4 separate regions of the Homo sapiens genome follow, and regions 1, 3 and 4 are each linked to region 2. Evidence: chromatin contacts called from ENCODE Hi-C data. All regions are on one chromosome and are shown on one strand. The core of a region is the stretch at or near the end of the contact, and the rest is flanking DNA. Distances in the headings are between cores, read along the strand shown. Region 1 holds the start of CHCHD3 (coiled-coil-helix-coiled-coil-helix domain containing 3). Region 2 overlaps EXOC4 (exocyst complex component 4). Region 3 overlaps CHCHD3 (coiled-coil-helix-coiled-coil-helix domain containing 3). Region 4 overlaps CHCHD3 (coiled-coil-helix-coiled-coil-helix domain containing 3).

Region 1 (3,484 bases), core at 81-2,580, 350 kb before region 2:
GTTTAATAAATTATTCTCAAGGTAACAGTTTCAGAAGAAAAAGTTTTTAAACATTTTAAATATTTAAGAAGTTTTATTTCCTGGTAACAACTGTTAAAAATAATTTACAAATGTAATTTATTTACGCTGGTTGATAACAGAAAAAAATATATAAATTATTATAAAACTTTCTGAAGTCAAAATTGCTTTATTTACTAGGTTCAGGCATCATACGTCCAAAAATGTGAGGCTCCAAATTCAGGCGCAGCGGAGAGTGTGTTAATGAAGTTAGTGCTGGTATACTGACACCCTAGAGAAAAACCAGGTTTTCAGTTTATGTATCAGGTGCATGCAAAGGGCATTAAAAAAAAAGTGCTCTACAACGTTGGTCAGAAATGACTACATTACTTCTACTGGTATGAAAAACTGCAAACCCATCTCAGCCCCTATCAGACTGGCAGACACTAGTCCTGAAGCAACTGGGCCTAATCCAAAACTTCGGCGCAGCAGGTCACAGAGGAGGCGCCTGGGAAAGAGGAGATATCAAGTGAAAGTGAAGCAGGGAGAAGCCAGAAGCCGCCCCAGGCAGGTCAGAAAAGACTGTGGGGCTGGGAGGGAGGATGACAGGGTGTGGGGAGTGGGTGGGAGGAGGGGGTGTTATCAGAGGGAGAGCACTAAATGACACAAAGCAAAGGCAATCCTTAAAATGCCAATTCACCCTGGGAGACAGGGTGTGCACAGTGGAAAAGCAGGGTTTGGGTCCTGAACCCAGGAAAACCATTTCACAGACAAGTACACCGAGGTATGGGTTTCAAATACGGTCCTGCAACAAGGGAGCAGTACAGTTACGAGTAGACTGTGAGCCCTTGCAGGGTATAATTCAACCTGGCATTCCCCGCCCGCCCCAGCAGTGCCTAGCACTTGGCACAACCAGGAACTATCTCTGAATGAATGTCCCACGTCTTGAAACTCTAGGCTTCTTCCCAGACACCTGGGCTTCTGGCCTTAATACGCTAGGGTCCAGGACGGGAGAAACCCAGGCTGAGCGGGTCCGGAGAAGATGGGGCCTTGGGGTCCGAGTCCAACCACTGGCCCTCCGCCCGTCCACGGGCACTCACCCGGATGCCCTTCACCACGGTGATGTTCTCATTCTCGTCCGCCTCGAAGGTGACCCGGCGGGTGCTGGTGGTCCCACCCATGATTCCGGTTCCTGCCCCAGCGGAGACCTAGCGGGGAACCACGAGCACTTCGGGGCCCCCGCACCCACACGCGCGTGGAAGGGCCTGGATTCTTTTCCCGCACAGCGGGAGCAAGGCCACGACCCCCAGAAGCAAGGAGAAGGCGCCGGTCCTGAGCTCCCGCCTCCTCCGGTCACGCGCCACAACAAAAACGCCTCAGGTTGGTCGGCGATGCGAACTGCCCGCCTCTGTTCGGCGAGGGCGCCCGGATTGGTTCACCCGACCCGGATGCTATGGCAACAGGTGGTGTTTGATAGCTTTCCGCGGAGTCCCTGGGTGTAGTGGGAACTGTGGTCTCGATCTGGCGCGGTGGGTGATGGGACATTCTCTCCCCGCGCCTGAGCGCGCTAAGGGAGCACGGCATTCTGGGAGTTGTGGTTTTGACTCCCCAGAGACGCCTAACTGGGCAACTTTTTGAAGACATAATTCTAGAAATTTAGGCCACTAAGTTCAGAGACACAATCTTTCTCTCAAAGGGACTCACAGTTTAATGAAAAAGATGCATGATACTAATGAAGCCATTCCTAGTGTTCTATACACAAATTCCTGGCTCAAAACTTAGCGTTTCATTACAGTCGTAGGGTAGCTTAATGAAGACTACTTCTGAGAAATGCCTCGTTAGGTGACCCTGTGATATCTGTGGTTGTGCAAACATCATAGAGTGTACTTACACAAACCCAGATGGTGTAGCCTACTACACACCTGGGCTACTTGGTGTAACCTATTGCTCCCAGGCTGCAAAGATGTACAGCATGTCACTGTACTAAATACTGTAGGCAATTGTAACACAGTGGTATTTGTGTGTACAAATATATGTAAACATAGAAAAGCTACAGCAAAAACAGTGTAAAAGTGATTGCTTTGGCAACACATCTAGGACAATTTGAACAATACAGAGATTAGCACAGCCCCTGAGCAAGGTTGACACATGAATTTCTGAAGCATTCCATTAAAAAAAAAATCAAAGATAAAAAATGGTATGCTTCTATAGGGCACTTACCATGAATGGAGCTTACAGGACTGGAAGTTGCCCTGAGTGAGTCAGTGAGTGAGTGGGGAGTTGAATGTGAAGGCCTGGGACGCAACTATGCAGTACTGTACCTTTTATCAACACTGTGCACTTAGGCAACACTAAATTTATTTTCATATATTTTCATTCTTCAAGAATAAATTGACCTTAGCTTACTGTAACTTTTTAAACTTATAAACTTCTTTTTTTGTGACTTTTTGACTCTTTAATAACACTTAGCTTAAAACACAAACACACTATATAGCTGTACAAAAATATTTCTTTCTTTATATACTTAGTCTATAAGCTTTTTCTATTTTTGAAATTATTTACTTTTTACTTTTTAAACATTTTTGTTAAAAATTAAGACAAACACACACACATTAGCCTAGACCTACACGGGGTCAGGATCATCAATATCACTGTCTTCCACCTTCACATCTTGTCCCACTGAAAGGTCTTCAGAGGCAATAACACGTATGGAGCTATCTCCTATGATAACAGCACCTTCTGTAACACCTCCTGAAGGACCTGCCTGAGGCTGTTTTACAGTTAACTTTTTTATATAGGTAGAAAGAATGCACTTTAACCTAAAGATAAAAAGCATAGTATAGTAAATACTAGGAGACAGGAATTTTCCAGCTCCATTATAATCTTATGATTCCACTGCCAGAAATGAGGTTCTTCTTTGACTGAAACACTGTTATGCAGTACATGAATGGTGGCATTTTAGTAGTAGCCATAAAATAAAAAAATAAAAAACGTAAACGTGTGTTTGGTCCATGTCTCTTGTCTCATGAACTAGTATCTGTATTTTTTTCTTTTTGTAAAGTAAAATTTTAAGTACTATGGTTTTCAAACCTGTCTATGAGAAAATACATTTCTTCATAGAATAAATTATTTGCACCAAGTATGTAGAGAATTTACTTTCCACTTTTGTGTCTCCTTCTACTACTAGTTCAGTTACATAAGTTAGGCCATAATAGGGTTAGGCAGAGAAAAGTTAAGTGATTGCCAAAGATGGCATAAATTAGTGGAGGAATTAAAACTACATCAGAAAAGTTGAGATGATCTATTGTGGAAAGTTCCTATTAATAGTTCAACATTTCACCTCTACGAGACCAGTACATAGTTATTAGGTTATTCATCTACATATTTCTTTTTTGCTAAACACACTGTTACACATAAGTTTAGCCATATGACCTTAGTTTTACAGAGGCAGATGATTCTCAATAGAAATTAGGTTAATGATGGTACT
Region 2 (3,369 bases), core at 815-3,314:
AGATGCCAATCCTACTGTGTAGGTTCATTTGCAAACAAAACTGATTAGAGACTGGAGGCTGTGTGCATGAGACCTCCCTAAAGCAGAGGTTTCAGAAACCTGCACATTGTTTAAACTGGTTACCCTCAGCACTACTTTTATTTATTTTCTCTCTACATGGGGGGGAAAAAGAAGGTTGTTTATTTCAAAGGGTATTAGAACCCATTCTTCAAAAGAGAATACCGAAAAAGAGAAAAAAAGATATTGTGTAAAAGCTCAGAAGGTTTTCAGAATTTCCCTTTTTTGCCCATTGTAAACATGATCTTTCCCTTTGCTCTGAGCTCCCCCCTCTGGCATTAATGGTATATTTCTCTTTCTGTTACTACAAACTTCAAAGCTCCCCTCCAAGTCATTTTGCAAACTGTAAAGTAATGGTGGGGGCTGCTTTTATTTCCCAGAGTTTGTGGTGGGGGTGGACTGAGAAATGTAGAGGAACTGTTGGCAACATTTATTAACTTTTAATTTGGTGCAGAAAAAATCGGAAACCAAGTACCATACACCATTGATGTTGCTTCAAAGATACTTTGAGCTTGTTTAACCAATTTTTTAAAGCTTGTGTGCCGGACTGAAATGAGGTGCCTTTTATACAGACCTCAGGATTGTGCTGTCATAATAGATAAATCCATATGTCTCTTTGTTTTTGTAATTAAAGCTTTATCCTTCCTCTTTTTTGTCTTCAATGGCTATCTTTGTTCTGATAGAGACCGATTGCTTTATTGTAAGTAAACTCCTAACTATTGTGTGATATTCTCTTTAAAAAGAAGACTGGTGATGCCTAATTTATTTAGCACCATCTAGGAATCTGATTTTCAGTGTGGCTTAATTTTCCAGAAAATAGTCTCTCCCCTTTTAGCATTAAAGATTGTATTTTAACATCTTTAATGGAAATTTTATAAAATACATTTCTCAGATTTGGTCCTTTTGTCACAATATACTGAGCACATTCAGACTTTTTCTGGTGACTGAAGGACTGTCATTTTGAACCTGGTTAATCGATGCTTTGGTTGCACTTTTGCACACTACCCTTTATTGAATGTATTGTGATACGTCAGAGGTCATCTTGTCACATGTGAAGGCACGGACAACGTTCCATCGTGCTGAACCAGTCCCAGACTTCCATTAAAAAAAAAATCATACTTGTTCACTCTTCATACCCTCTGTCTTTTTTTTCCTTGCTTTTTGGGGGTAGGTTATCATGTCTAGCTATTGATCGTGTCTGTTTCAGACAAGCTCCTCTTGCTAAGTTGCTCAACTATTGTGGTATAAGCTGCAAAGGCAGAGAACCAAGGTGGTTAGAATTGTGTGTAGAATAAGCGACCAGAAAGCACTCTGTGGCATCATGCACATGAATTCTCAGCTATGGATTGTATAACATAAGGACATTTTGCCCCTGGAAATGTCCCTTTTTTCTTAATTCTCTCTTCCTTAGTTTCTGCTATTCTTAGTGGTCCAGGCTGCCAGGTAAATTAGGTATTCTTCTGTTAACAATGGCAGTCAAATGATACCTAAAACACCTTTATTGTAGAATTCTCTATCCTAGTCCCATCCATCTGTATTTGTGTTACTTAAGTTTTAGCTATTCCATGAAGATCCATTTCTGGGAAAAATGCTCCGTTATCTAGTGATCTGTTAATTTCTAGAAGTATCTAGGTTGAGGGTAAAGTTTTTGCCGTTTATTTTGCCACCTAGATTGTGCTGAATGGATAAGTGAATGAATATGTTTCTTTTGATACTGAAGCAAGTGGGTTTTTTCTTTTATTTTTTGTGATTAAATATTTGGTTAGTTTCTTTTTTCCTCTTAATTTGTTCTTACTTGTCCTTTATTCCTTAGAGCCACATAAGGAAGGGCAGGGGGAAAGAATTTGAATTATCTCAGTGTTTTTTTTTTTTTGTTTTTTTAAAGGAGATAGAATTTGCTCTTGCTATTCATTTCAAGAAATTGGTGATCTTGCATCAGCCGGCTTGTTTTTGAAAGATGTTTTTCTTGGCATCCATGCAAACTAACGATATGAACTGTATCAAACCCAGAGTGGCGTGGGCCTTCCTTGTACTGCCTTCTGACTTCTTCAGCTGCTATGTCTGTACTTGCCCTCCTATGTGCCCTGAGCTCTGCCCTCTGACTGAGAAGATCTAGAATTTGACTGTCCTCTTTAGGCCAGAGCTATCATTACTCATATAAATGATATTCTTTTTGAGATAGCTTTCTCCTTTCCTCTTCATTTGGCATCAAAACTAATAAATGATGAAACTAACTTCCTTTCCAGTAATTAGAACCTTTCTCTTTTTCTCTTTTTTGTCTCTCTTTTCCTGAGTGAAGGCAGTGTGGTGTTAAAAAAAAAAAAAACCCTAATATTATCCATATCTTATGGGATACTCTACTGGCATAATACTTCTTTACTAAAGCCTAGAACCATAGACTTCAGTTTTGGGGACCTGATCAAAGAAATAAGACAGACCTATGAAATAATCAGCCTCTTTAAGTATCATCACATACCCTTCGTGTGTACGAGCCAGTGGCTTTCAATTTGATTTAATCAGTGTATGGTTATTAATGTGCACTATATGGAATGCACTGTGTTCTATGCAAAAAAACTCCAAAAATGAAATCTTCATACCCTCCCCCTTTATTTTAGCTTGTAGGAAATGCATTTCTTCTGTTTTGCTTGTGTGGATAATTACTTTAGAGTAACTTATGATCTTTTCCCATGAGCTTAGTGTCAATTTCCTGGAGGCATATAATTTTATATAAATTTACCTGTTTGCCCTGTCTATAAATTGAGGATGAACTGATAAAAAAAAAATACATCTGAGTGACTATGGATGGGTTTGTGTGGGAGTGTGTGAGGATGGGAGAAACTTCCATGATTCATTAAGATATATTATGGTCATAGTAAAGGCTCATTTTAAAATTTTTTGATTTCTTTTTAAATTTTGCGTGTTATCCAAACATGTTAGAGGATTTCATTTTAAAGAAAGTACTGAAAATATTTGCCCAAATTAATATTTGTGTTCTACTTTTTTTCTCTTATAGTTTCTCAAATTTACTATATTTGTGTTACTAGAGTTTTTAGATTTTTATTCTGATTATGGCTTATGATTATCCACCAGATGTTTAAGTATTTTACCTTTTGCTATTATTTATGAGAGAAAAAAATGGACTGTAAGCTCCCTGTGGTACAATTTTCTGTTCAGAAGAAATGGAAAAGTTTGGTGGCATTCATTTTCTAGCTCATGGTCTTTTCCCATTTTCGATTATCTGGTGATCACTTACTATTTGCTCTAAACTTCAGACTAATGCTGGACAATGAAGAAGAATGCCTGTGACCTCAT
Region 3 (3,660 bases), core at 1,094-3,593, 380 kb before region 2:
TTAACTACTATTTTTTCCCTAATTCTCTGGGGTGCTTTTTTTAAACCTAGAAGCTGCCAACAGCATTTTTCTACTAGCCAAGTTATTCTAAGCATCATATCCAAATAATGCAACATAAATAAATTCTTCTAAAGCAATAGATTTGTTTAAACGTATACTCTTGCACCTTGATCATTTTTATTTTTTTCTAATTTTTAAATTTTATATATTAGTTCTAGGCATACACACATATGTATATGTATGAATGAACATTTAGAGATAAAATTGCATTTCAGGCTGCTTGAGGATAACCTCAAAAAAAGACAATTCTCATTTATAAATGTTCACAGACATATACAAATAAGCTCATAATTATAACTATATGTAGCTATATAACTATAGCTGCAAATCTAATCATTCGTTCAAAAAAATGTTTTGTCCAAGTATAATCGCAGTGTTAGGAAACAAAGACGAATGAAAATGGTTCTTATCTAAAAAGCTCAGAATCTATCAAGGGAATCTTAGAGATAACAGTCCATTCCACCATCTGACAGATAAGAACACTAAGGCCCAGAGAAATAAAGAAACATACCCAAGGTAAAACAGCCAGTTGGTTATAAGGTTGAGATAGAAGTATTTCTAGTCAGCAATCCAATACCATGCCAATTTAGTCTCTACTGATTCTACAATGTTCTAGGCATTAGGTTAGCCCTGAGTTAAGTATTATTCCAATGTTATAAAGAGCCCCATGGTGACTCAGGGCTGGCTGGTCCCAAAACCTGAGCCCCCTCATTGTATCAATTGCCTCTGTGCTAACCATTCTGCAGCTACAGACCTTCACAGACTCTGGCCTCTGTCTCCCTGAAAAATGACCCGACACAGCATCAAAGTATTTCCATGTGCAGGTACTAAATCCTCCCTCCCTCCTACATAAAGTTTAGTGGAGGAGAGGAATGCAATCGTTGATAGCTTTGAAGCAGAGAAAAGCAAAAACAAAAAACCACCACCATCATACTTGAAATAGTGAATAAACAAAAGCCAACCAAAATTATATCAACTATTATAAAAGTGAATTGTTACAATCCCTTGATGTCACTGACCAGCCATGCCAGCCCTGGGCAAAACAGCAAGCAGGAGAAAGCTTGCCTTTGGCATTAGCCTGTACTGCAAAAAAACTTCAGTGACTAACGAACTGTTAAAATGCTCATACTAACATATCTGTGGTTGACACATTATTTTCTTAAGTGACAAACACACATACACAGACACACATTTGTATGTATACAAATGTTTGCTTGTAATCAAAACTGCATAGAGACAATAACTGAACTCAGATGTTGGAATCCAAAGTTGATATTTCAAACCCTCTCACAAGACATATGGAAAACCTGTACAGAAAGGAGCCAACCTTGACCGCAGCTATGGAAAACCATGCCAACTCTTCAGGGGTGCCATAGCTCATTTGTATATTCGTCATTAAAAAGTAAAATGCTATTTGGGTTTCCAAGTTAACCCAAAAACCCATGATAAGCCTGAAGAATTATTCTAACAACAATATTTCATCTGTACTCATTCTTTCTTTGGGAAAATGCATTCTGGATCCCTTTGTTCCATAATGGGAATTGCCCAAGAAAGACTAGTGGCTTTGGCACACAGCTCCTATCACTCTAAACTTCCTCCAAATTCACACGGCATTTTCTCTATATTTTTCTCTTGGCAGTCACTGCTTTTTACAATTTCTTAATAGTTGCTTATTTATAGCTATGTTAGCCCCTGTCACTCTTGGACATCACAAATATAGTAAGAGGCAAAGCTGAAGGCCAGGCTCAGTCACGTCAGGGCTTAAATATCTATCAATATTCGTGCTCCTTTCACCTAACCACAGTGCTGGCTGGCCATTTATTCAATAGGTGTCTCAGAGCAAACTCTTGGGTCATGCACAGGAGGGATGGGGACTATTTGCAACACTCAGAGAATCTCCCACCAAATCCTGACGCCTCTGCCTCTCTCTGGTCTAGTGAGCACTCAAATTTATACTTGGAAAGACCTACTGATTCAGCCCAAGCCATTCCACTGAGCAACACTCTGCTAGTCACGGGACACGTCATGAGAAGCCAAATATAATACTTTTGCTATGACAGAGTCTATGAAGAATCCCTAGTAACAATCACATGTGTGGTGAAGAACCACCCACTTCCACTATTCCTTTAAATCAGGGTCAAGTAGATTGTGTCTCCCTCCCAAGACGTTAATCTGAAGCATCCCATTCTTCAAAATAGTTGGCAATTATATGAAAAAGAAAAATGCATACATAATAATGCTAAGTGTCCTAAAGAATGACTCTGGTGATAAAGTGTCAGAAAATAACTGTTTTATTTAAGTTACTTGATGATGATCTCATTCAAGATTTCTTGTGGTTAACTGCATGATAAATACCTTCTGGCTATGATCTTTGTTCATTTTTCAAGAGGGCAAAATTTTGCATGAATGAACACACAAGAAAAGATGCTCCCTGCTCTTTCATCAACACAGAAACCACTAGTCCCCACAATGTGGAAGAAAAAAGAAAACTGCATTAAACAATTTATCTAAGGGCATGTTTTATTAATAAGTATTGCTTCATTAGTGCACAAATGCTATTTTAATGTAAAACATACTTTTAAAAATAAAGTACCTGTTAATGAGAAGTACAAGATCAACAGGCTAAAAAACAAACTATACCTACCTCTTCATTCTGAAGGTGACAGAAAAATAGCACCATTCCTTGTACTTCTGCCAATGCTATGCCTATTTATTAAGATAAAGCAATATATTACTCCATGAAGACAAACTTCTTCAATGACTTGAAACAAAAATATACTGTCCAAATATATCCAACAACGACATTCTGCTAATACTAAAATAACTTAGTGCAGTATTTCTCTGACAGAGAGAATGAGGTCATTCTGCATAGGCTCACAAGAATTCCCTCTCACACTGCCTTGCATCTCTGAAATGGTTAATGAAGTCCCAAAGCACATGCTATGAGCTCCCAGTCCAAACTTCAAAAAATAACAATAAATATTATATAATGCAAGTCCCTATGTATATACGGTAAACATAAAAACAGGAAAAAAATGCATTTAAAGATACTTTTGTTAAAATTTGACAAAATTTCAAAAGTATTTCAAAAGCTTTATTGACACAAAATGTGTATAACATAAAATTTACCCATTTAAAGTACCATGCAATGGTGTTTAGTATATCCTCAGAGTTGTGCAACAATCAGCAGTGACTCCCTATCCTTGTTACCACCACCACCACCCCAGCCCTAGGCAACCACCACTTCTGCTCTTTATACATTTGCCTATACTGGACATTTCCTATAAATGGGATCATTTAGTATGTGGTCTTTTGTGACTGACTGCTTTCATCAAACATGTTTTTGAAGTGGAAAGTATTCTGAAGAAGCTGGGGATGATCACAGGCCCATCCATTCATTCATTCCATTGTCAAGTGTTTCTTGAGCACCTTCTACAGGTCAGACAGATGCCATATGGGTCACAAAGGAACCAGGGGCTCTCAGGTATGCCTTCTGCCCACAAGGAGCTTAATGTATAGTAAAGGTGCTAACAGAGTTATAAATAAGTAACCGTTTTTAAAATGTAGAGGGGCCTGGCATGGTGGCACTCACCTTTAATC
Region 4 (3,665 bases), core at 185-2,684, 500 kb before region 2:
ACTCCAGAAGTGGAGTAACAAGAGTGACAAGTAGGGATCAAGTCACGATCTACTCACGTATGTTGCAGCAGTGATTTCCATCCAGTTACTGAACTTTTTGATTCGCATTCCCCTCATCAATAAATGTTAAATAATAATTATTAACTTTGGATTTTTCTAAGGACCACATGAGATAACATACATAAAAGTTATTTGGAAAACCAGTACAATGCAAACAAATATAAGACAGTATTGTTATCAAGACATTTTGCACAATGTTTGTTGAAGATTGACCCAAACTTATCTTTCTACAAAAGAAAAATTGCTATAAATGATGAAGTACTTTTCTACAGGAACTAGAAGCAACAAAAACATGAAAGTGGTTTGCTCACTGGTAACAGCTGATCTCGTTAAGGTCACTGTATTGTTTTTCTTATACTAGAACATAAAGCGCTAATCAAAGTATTAAAACTAGATTTTAAAATGCAGTACTTTTTAGCCTTCCGTATAATTTTAGGCATTAATGTGGGTAAACTAATCATTATATTCGATGATGATTACTCAGATGCCTAAATGCTAAGTTACATCTTCAATATCAATGTCAATTAAATGAAATACCTCTTGAAAAAGAATTTATATCATTTTTCTGATTCAACATTAACTATCTACACTCTGACTGACCAGTGTAAATGAGCTTGTAAATTTTAAGTTCTGTAGGAAGAATGGGTTCGATGCTGCCTCCCCTCCCCCTACCCCGACACACACATTTAACACCCTGTCTGCATTACTTCTGAAAAGAAGAAACCCACTGTGCAGCAGGCAGTGGGAAATATAATGCAGCTTTACACTGCATCATGAAAGCAAGAAAACAGCCAGCTGTGAGTCAGAAATAGAACAAAATTTTGAGTTGCAAACCCAAGGGACCTTCAGGTAACATTGGAAGTGCTCCTGAATGATGAATAGTTTATTTTTTTTCAGACCCACTATGGACACTGCAGGATATATTTACCATATTAATTTTTAAGTTTCAAAAGCAATAAACCTGTTGGTCAGATGGAAGCCTGACACTCACAGCAGCTGATCTATCAATCAATCCAACATGGCCGGGCTCTGCCAGCAGCCCCTGACACCAATTAGGAAACTAAAATAGTGAACTGCTGCTACCAGGTTATAGTTTTGCCAATTAGAGCACATCCTGGGTGAGAGAGAGCAATGAACACTAGAACTCAGGGTCAGGAGAGAGAGGTGAAAAGAGCCTCATGTAATGTGACATGAAAAAGAAAGATTGCAGGAGGGACACAGAAAAGAATCAAGACAGTGTGGAATCAAACAGCACATTTTATTGTTCACTTGTCAAACACATGCAGACACTAAGACAAAGCAAAAACAAGGCGCTTCCCTAGGTCTTTACCCTGGAAGGCACTGCTTATTGGCCTACGCAACTTGCCAGCCAATCACTGCCATTCATGCACTCTGAGGCTGCCGTCTCCCACTGTTCCCCTTTAGTGAGGATTCACAAGTTAAGCTGCCGCACACAGGGCCTTCACGTCAAAGGCAGACCACTGATAGACACATATCAAAGTGCTGGAAGGCCAATATTTCAAATCAGGCTCATTATTAGCACATAAACCTTTTTTGCTAAATTTTCTCATTTTTACATCCTACAAAATTGAGGAGACCTCCTTTCAATTTTTCCACCTGAGCTCCTCTTCTAAACCATGACTCAGAGCCCTGACTTATCCAACTTCATAAAATCTAAGGACCTCAAAATCATTCCCCATGAGGCCCTTCATCTAACAACTATTTCCTGCCTCAGAATACCTTCTTTTAATTCCATTTAGAGCTGGCTTTGAAGGGCTCCCAGCTGATCTTGTCTGTTTTGTGTCATCTGAAAAAGAAAATGGCAAAAAGCAAGGCTGACACAAAAAGACCGCCCAGAGTATGAAGTTTTAAACAAGGGTCACCTTCAGATTCAGATGGAAAACCGAGGTCTTGACCAGTTTCATACATTTGTTAAGCAGACTCCGTTCTGAGTTAGATGAAAACAACAGGCAAAAACATCCTGAACGTTAAACAGAACAGTTATTTTGCATCAAGGGCAAAATGCAATTTGCACTTATCAACTGAGTCATATTTGTTGCAACACATTTTCCACAGAATCTAATGGTAATCTCATTATGGTGACTCAAATTTAACTCTGGTTACTCTGCTCTGCTGCTCTCAGTTCTGCCATAGTTTTATAAGAAGGGGCCACGTGATTTCTGATGGTGTGCTCAGCATGCCATACACATCACGAGAAGTATGTATTTCAATGACTATGTGCAAAACATCAGCCAGACTTTATCATAAGGCTCTTCTAAAATGTTCTATGGCCCTAACAACATAAAATAGATTTTCCCTCTAGAATCTCAGCTGCCCTTTGGAATCACTGGAGAGTTTTGAAAAATACTAGGTCCCAATTTGCAGAGATGCTGATTTCACTGGTTGGGAGTGATGTCTGAGAACCAAGATTTCTGTTAAAGATGATCCATAGTCTGACTTAGCCCAAACTTGGGTACCCCCAATCTCATAAATGTACTCGATTAACAAAAAACACCATTAAAAAACTAGATGTCATCTGATCCAATGATAGTACATAACAGAAAACTTTATTACTCACTCAGGCACAGGAAAGGTGAAAAGAATCCCTGGGCAAAGGGGCCCACTGGCAAAAGGGCTCTCATGTCTGAGCAGAAGAAGAGACAATGTGCCAGGTCCTGGGGACACACATACAGGACCAGAGTGTGCCAGTGGGATTTCTTAATAATAATGGGTGAAGGACTTGTTTCAGGTAGCCTATCTGGGTTGTGGGTGGATGTCAAAGGTACAGAAGAAGTTGCCTTGCCTTCAGCCTAAACTTAATGGGTATTGCAGAAGTGAATAAAGCTGGGGCACCTGATGATTTCCACCCTGGCAGATTAAAGGTTTAGCTGAATAGCATTTCACTGGGAGGGACTTACTGGACCTAACTCTCCTTCTCTACAGCAGCCAAGGCTGAGAACCACTACTCAAACTTCTCAAACTTCTGATTTGCCTAAGGATTCACCTGGGGATCTTGTTAAATTGCAGATTCTGCTTCAGTAGGTCCAAGATGGGCTGGAAAGTCCCACTTGTGATAAGTTTCCAGGTGATGCCAATGCTACTGCTCTACACACCGCATTTGGTTCTATTCCTTGAAACATCCTCTCACTGAGTTACAGGCCTTTCACAAATGAAAATCCTATCGTGGTCCTGGGCTCACACATTGAGGATCTCTGGAGGATTTCTATATCCTAGAGAAATTCACAATCCATGGGGTGGGACACAGATAAGCAGGGAAATGCTGCAGTCCACAGTTCTCTATCATCTGACCCCACATCGCTGTTCTTCATATGCTTACCTGATTCTGAAACCAAATATATAGTTATATACCTAGTTGCTTTCGTATTTAATGACCGTCTTTCCCACTAGAATACACACTCCAAGAGAGCAGCGGCCTGTGTATCACATTCCCCATTATAACTCTAGAGCCTGAAACAGGGCCATCATGGAGTAGATACTCAACAAATGTTTGCTTCCTCAAAAAGGACTGAATGAGATGACATGGACACCTTATTTCAAAAGAGCGCTAGGTGATGCCGCTCCTACACTGCTAGTTCATTCTAGGC

Evidence for each region. Hi-C counts contacts between places; a loop is a spot of excess contacts on that map. Pooled maps may share reads with other maps.
Region 1: a map of IMR-90 shows a loop between it and region 2 (4-fold over the local background). The contact joins the promoter of CHCHD3 here to the enhancer-like site in region 2. A Hi-C loop is called at or near these places in 4 of 168 maps with a recorded cell type or tissue (IMR-90, PC-3, chondrocyte and 1 more), 1 of 37 single-sample maps with no recorded cell type and 10 of 50 pooled maps.
Region 3: a map of mammary epithelial cell shows a loop between it and region 2 (7-fold over the local background). The contact joins two enhancer-like sites. A Hi-C loop is called at or near these places in 4 of 168 maps with a recorded cell type or tissue (IMR-90, MCF 10A, chondrocyte and 1 more) and 5 of 50 pooled maps.
Region 4: a map of Caco-2 shows a loop between it and region 2 (32-fold over the local background). The contact joins two enhancer-like sites. A Hi-C loop is called at or near these places in 3 of 168 maps with a recorded cell type or tissue (Caco-2, K562 and PC-3) and 3 of 50 pooled maps.

The regions. Positions count from the first base shown.
Region 1 is chr7:133,080,760-133,084,243 of GRCh38, forward strand. CHCHD3 (coiled-coil-helix-coiled-coil-helix domain containing 3) reads right to left here and starts at 1,331. Exons shown (of 8, transcript NM_017812.4): 1 at 1,098-1,331. The coding sequence starts at 1,178. It also overlaps the pseudogene RNU6-92P. RefSeq lists enhancers at 1,064-1,698, 1,114-1,293, 1,504-1,613.
Region 2 is chr7:133,434,132-133,437,500 of GRCh38, forward strand. All of the region lies in intron 7 of EXOC4 (exocyst complex component 4), which reads left to right. Among named protein-coding and RNA genes, the nearest start is that of MIR6133, 140 kb to the left of the region's middle. Within about 2 kb of position 2,065, at least 4 of the 41 ENCODE cell types and tissues checked have a DNase peak (open chromatin) inside an H3K27ac peak, as active enhancers do; they include IMR-90 and mammary epithelial cell, where a contact is called at or near this core.
Region 3 is chr7:133,051,413-133,055,072 of GRCh38, forward strand. The region is part of intron 2 of CHCHD3 (coiled-coil-helix-coiled-coil-helix domain containing 3); the gene reads right to left. Among named protein-coding and RNA genes, the nearest start is that of MIR3654, 18 kb to the left of the region's middle. Within about 2 kb of position 2,344, at least 9 of the 41 ENCODE cell types and tissues checked have a DNase peak (open chromatin) inside an H3K27ac peak, as active enhancers do; they include IMR-90 and mammary epithelial cell, where a contact is called at or near this core.
Region 4 is chr7:132,931,097-132,934,761 of GRCh38, forward strand. All of the region lies in intron 4 of CHCHD3 (coiled-coil-helix-coiled-coil-helix domain containing 3), which reads right to left. Among named protein-coding and RNA genes, the nearest start is that of MIR3654, 100 kb to the right of the region's middle. RefSeq lists an enhancer at 1-107. Within about 2 kb of position 1,435, at least 2 of the 41 ENCODE cell types and tissues checked have a DNase peak (open chromatin) inside an H3K27ac peak, as active enhancers do.